Regions from separate parts of the Homo sapiens genome. Here region 1 is linked to region 2. A link is a loop called in an ENCODE intact Hi-C map of the cell type or tissue named here. Cell type or tissue: B cell. All regions are shown on one strand. Region 1 has its middle 4.4 kb from the start of COTL1. Region 2 overlaps USP10 (ubiquitin specific peptidase 10).

Region 1 (2,500 bases), 120 kb before region 2:
GGTCTGGAACTCCTGAGCTCAAGTGATCTGCCCGCCTTGGCCTTCCAAAGTGCTGGGATTAGAGTTGTGTGCCACCCGTATGGGGATTTTTGTAAAGCCCCCTGAGTGATGCTTACGTTCGACTGGGGCTGAAAGTCACTGCTATAGATAATAGATACACTTGTATGTGTGCAAAATATATCCAGGGTTATTCATTGAGCTTTACTTTTAAGGCAGAAGGTGAGGGCTAACCTGAGTCCCCATCAGTGAGGGGCTAGATGAATAGGTAATAACGCTGGTGAACCATGCACGACTATGAAGCTGTAAAAGAAAGAAAGGATGAGGACCCTCTCTAGATGCTGGTATGGAACATTCTACAAGATAGATCATGAATACGCAAAGCTAGCTACTGAATAGTGTGTTCAGAACAACACTACCTTTTGGGTAAAATGGGGTGGGTGTTAATATTGTATTTGTTTTGTTTTTTTCAGAGGGAGTCTCGCTCTGTCACTCAGGCTGGAGTGCAGTGGCGCGATCTCGGCTCACTGCAATCTCTGCCTCGCGGGTTCAAGTGATTCTCCTGCTTCAGCCTCCTGAGTAACTGGGACTACAGTGCACGTCACCACGCCCGGCTAATTTTTGTATTTTTAATAGAGACAGGGTTTCACCACGTTGGTCAGGCTGGTGTCGAACTCCTCATCTCAGGTGATCCGCCCGCCTTGGCCTCTCAAAGTGCTGGGATTACAGGCGTGAGCCACCACGCCCAGCCTGCATTTGTTTATATTGGCATTGGCATTGAAACTTCTGGTAGAGAACACAAGAGAAAACTAACAGTACCTGTGGTGGAGGTGAAGCAGAAAGTCAGGCAAAAAGGGTTAGGGATTGGGGTAGGAGGGTGGTGGGTGTTACTACATACCTTCTTGTTTTAGTTTAGTTCTCGACCACGTGAATGTATTATCTGTTCAGAATGCTAAACTACCACCCAGAAACGTGGCTGCCATACTGAATTCAATCCTCAGTCTCCATGGTTCAGCGTTCCTGGAGGAATCCTATGAATGTGTAGGGAACTGGGAAGCCCCACTTCAGTCCTCCTTTCATTGCTGTTCTCTTTCTAGTCATTGTTGCGATCGCCCTCTACTGGACCGAAAGTGTAAGGGATTGGTTTGAAAGAGAACCCTGATTTTGAGCACCTTGCTGTCCATTTGCCCAGCTAAAGGAGAAAAATAAACCTCATATCAGAAATAAATATTCTGTGTAAATATTTGTTTAAATTGCAATCCATGTGATATAAAACAATCTAATTCAATTCATGTTTCTTTAAGAGAAATCAAAGTATTTGACACTTAACTATGTGCTATGCACTGTGTTAAGAACTGGGGAAGTAGGCCAGGCGCAGTAATCCCAACAATTGGGAAGGCCGAAGCAGAAGGGTTGCTTCAGCCGAAAATTTGGAGACCAGGCTGGTCAACATGGCAAAGCCCTGTCTCTAAATAAAAATAAAAATAAAAGCTAGTCAGGAATGGTGGCAGGTGCCTGTAATCCCAACTCGCGAGAGGCTGAGGTGGGAAAATTGCTTGAACCAAAAAAGATCAAGGCTTCAGTGAGCTATGATCAGGCCACTGCACTCCAGCCTGGGCGACAGAGCAAGACTCTGTCTCAAAAAAAAAAAAAAAAAGGAATTGGGAATTGCTATAAATTAATCCATCCATTCATTCATTCTTTCCTGGCACTGAGCCTATTTCGTGTCCAAGGCGGGGTCACAAACTTACTTGCCTGTAGGGGGCAGGCATGGAATGTAAATGAACCAAGCACAGACCATGTAAGAAAATTTGTTCTGGAAAAGGTGATCCTCTCTGTTCTGTCTTCCTCCAGGTGAAAGTTTCATGCTCAGAGCAGCTTCCTCATCCAAAGAGAGTCACTGGTTCTCAGCTCTGCCATAGTTGCTATGCACAATGCCAAGCTTCTGGTTGTTTCAGCAAAGCAAAAAATCTGGATGTCTCTGAGAAATCTCTTATTCCTACATTTTGGTGATAAAAATGCACACAAGAGCTATTTGTGTGCAAATGTGAACTAGACTAATATCTCCCAGTCCTCTCAGGGCTTAAAGTCTATTATGGGTGACAAGCATTTACTTCACTGTGGACACTGTTGGTTGTCAGCAACAGAAAACTCAATTCAAATGGGCTTGAACAATGGAAAAAAAAAAAGTAAAGACCTGCTGACAAGAGTCCAGATGAAGGTGGAATTCAGGCATGGTTTACTCCTGGCTCTGTAGCTCTGCATGTCTCTACTTTGCCCTCCTTTGTGTATCAGTTTCATCTTCAAGCAAATTCTACCCCTCTGCTTGGCACACCCCATCCCAAAATCTGAATGGCTAACTTCTCATTCTGACCTCAAATGTTACCCCCTCCCTCAGAGGGGCTTTCCCCAGCATCCCAAAGTTTAAAAGTCCCCCTCTGTAACCCTCCTCCAGCCACTATCCCATAACCATTTTTTGTTTTCCGTAGTACTCACTAATCAC
Region 2 (2,500 bases):
TAGCATAACTATTAATAGATGACAGTTTTTTCCCTTGCTCACTTTGCATTTGTCTAGGGAATTTTATGTCTTTGCTTTGATTTTTGAACTTTGTATTCTTACAAATAGTTATATAGTTAATGAGTGAACTTCGAACCATCCTGGCACTTTTATTCTGTTGTGTATTTAGATACCCAGTTACCACAGACTAAGTGCATCTGATGTGTGAGGGAGGTTTGCTGAATGAAAGGTGCTGTGTGCCTGTGGAATAAAACACACACATTTCCACAGTGCCACAACCCATCTGGCATTCCTGCAGGTGCGCTCTTTTATCAGCTTAGCAAATCAAAGTAAGTGTGTTGAGCATGCTTACTGAAGGTGGCAGTGTCATCTGGGAGTTTGCTGGTGGTCGTCTCACCAGATCCCTGCTGTGCCTCTTACTGGCAGTGTCACCTGCTGGCACTGTCACCTGGCTTCCTCATCTGAAGCTGGCAGTGTCGCCTGGCTTCCTCATCTGTCAGAGGGCCACAGTAACAGGACCTCCTCCCCAGAGTTGTTGAGGAGCAGGATGTGTGCCTGGCACACCCTGAGTGCCCAGTCAGTGCCACCTGGTGTCACTGGTCCAGCCTTTCCAGCCTCTCCACCCTCAGTCAGCGCCACCTGGCATTACCGGCCCCGCCTCTCCACTTGGCTTGTCCTCAGCGTCATCTGTGTATTTTTCCCGATTGCTGGGGTTTTCTTCTGCATGTTGTGGGAGTGGCTGGGAGTTGAGTGAGTGTTCACACCCCGTGGTTGAATGTTGAGGAAGGGGACAGCCGGAAGATGGTGAGCAGGGTTCTAACAGCTCTCTGCCTTGTGAAGTGGATGGGTGAAGAGGTCCCTTCTCTGAATTGTGCGTCTTCCCAGCCTGCTGCAGTCTCTCGGGTCTGGAGGTTTCCTTCAGCATTCTCTCTTCCCCGAGCAGAACAGAATACTGGGAAGTGTGAAGAGAACATTGATATAATAGTGATGAAACTGTTTTGACTCAGAAAAAGATGATTTCTTGATGTTACAATAAATTTTGTGTAAAAATAGAGTGATTCAAAACACTTTTCATGCCTCAAAATAACACAGCTTTCTGTCACCAGGGGGCATCCTAGTGTCATTAACAGAAAAAGAGGGCATTCTATGTATCAGTTTCTAAACTGTCTTCTTTGACCACAGAGGGTTTTGAACGAGATGGAGGCTTCCTGAGACACACATGGCCGCTGTGTCCACTGCCCTTATAGACCCACCTCTCTGCTCCAGGTGCCTGCCAGCATCAATGCTGGTGTGTGGAATGGTCTTTGCCTTGCGGGTGCCAAGGCTAGTGTAGCCCATCTCAGCATACAGAATGCTTTCTTCTGGGTGTCAACGTGATGCGTACTAGGTTGCCCCCTGGTGGTGGAGATAAGTGCAGCTGTCAACTCCTGAAGGTGTTGGCTTCTTTTGAATTGCCCTGTGTTTTCCTGTTTGTCATAATTCTCTGGGAAGAGAACTTACTGCGTTACTAGCAGAGAGAAGCTTTTATTGCTGTGATTATTGAATTGGTGTGCTGAGATCTCATTGGAGAACTCAGCTGAGGAAGCCAATCAAGCAGCAGCTCTCATACAGTATTGGGCATGAGACTTACCTAGGAGCCTCTGAACTTTGCGGCCCTAGGGCCGTTCCTGCACTGGCCTTTGTACTGCAGTGAACAGACTTTGGGAAGTGCTGCACCAGAATGTCTTTTTGTTCTTTTGTTCTGCCCTCAGGTAGCAGTTTATCTCTCTGCTTACCTTACCCCTTTTCTTCCTAAACCTTTTTTTTTTTTTTGAGACAGAGTCTTGTGCTGTTGCCCAGGCTGGAGTGCAGTGGCACTATCTCGGCTCACTGCAAGCTCCGCCTCCCGGGTTCACGCCATTCTCCTGCCTCAGCCTCCTGAGTAGCTGGGACTACAGGCACCCACCACCATGCCCGGCTAATTTTTTGTATTTTTTAGTAGAGACAGGGTTTGTTTTTTTTTTGTTTTGTTTTGTTTTGGTTTTTGAGACAAAGTCTTGCTCTATTGCCCAGGCTGGAGTGCAGTGGCGCGATCTCGGCTCACTGCAACCTCCATCCCCCAGGTTCAAACGATTCTCCTGCCTTAGCCTCCCAAGTAGCTGGGATTACAGGTGCCTGCCACCACGCCCAGCTGATTTTTTGTATTTTTAGTAGAGATGGGGTTTCACCATGTTGGCCAGACTGGTCTAGAACTCCTGACCTCAAGTGATTCACCCACCTCAGCCTCCCTCATTGCTGGGATTACAGGCATGAGCCACCATGCCCTGCCCCTTCCTAAACTTTCTTACACCCAATGTGTCCATTGGAAGCATTTCCAACTCTTAAATAAATGTTATGGAATAGCTAGGAAGAAGAAAAATTTAAGTTATTTTTGAGATAACCTTTCAGCTTTTTACAAAGAAGTCAGACAGTTCCCATTCTGCTTTCTGTCTGCCAAACAAGGAATGTGACTTCTAGCTGT

Evidence for each region. Hi-C counts contacts between places; a loop is a spot of excess contacts. Peaks named below come from ENCODE experiments on the same cell type or tissue, not always from the same donor. Only the 100,000 strongest peaks of a DNase experiment are listed, where the experiment ranks them.
Region 1: it touches region 2 in a loop (9-fold over the local background); 90 of 110 quality-filtered maps call a loop at or near these places.

Annotation. Positions count from the first base shown.
Region 1 is chr16:84,621,208-84,623,707 of GRCh38, forward strand. No RefSeq gene overlaps it. Among named protein-coding and RNA genes, the nearest start is that of COTL1, 4.4 kb to the left of the region's middle. In B cell, CTCF peaks have their summits at 1,190, 1,394 and 1,696; DNase peaks (open chromatin) are centred at 1,104 and 1,764.
Region 2 is chr16:84,737,265-84,739,764 of GRCh38, forward strand. The region is part of intron 2 of USP10 (ubiquitin specific peptidase 10); the gene reads left to right. Among named protein-coding and RNA genes, the nearest start is that of USP10, 39 kb to the left of the region's middle. RefSeq lists enhancers at 1-98, 1,428-1,477 and a silencer at 2,439-2,500. In B cell, CTCF peaks have their summits at 1,385 (motif pointing left) and 1,584; DNase peaks (open chromatin) are centred at 435 and 1,367; H3K27ac peaks cover 412 bases.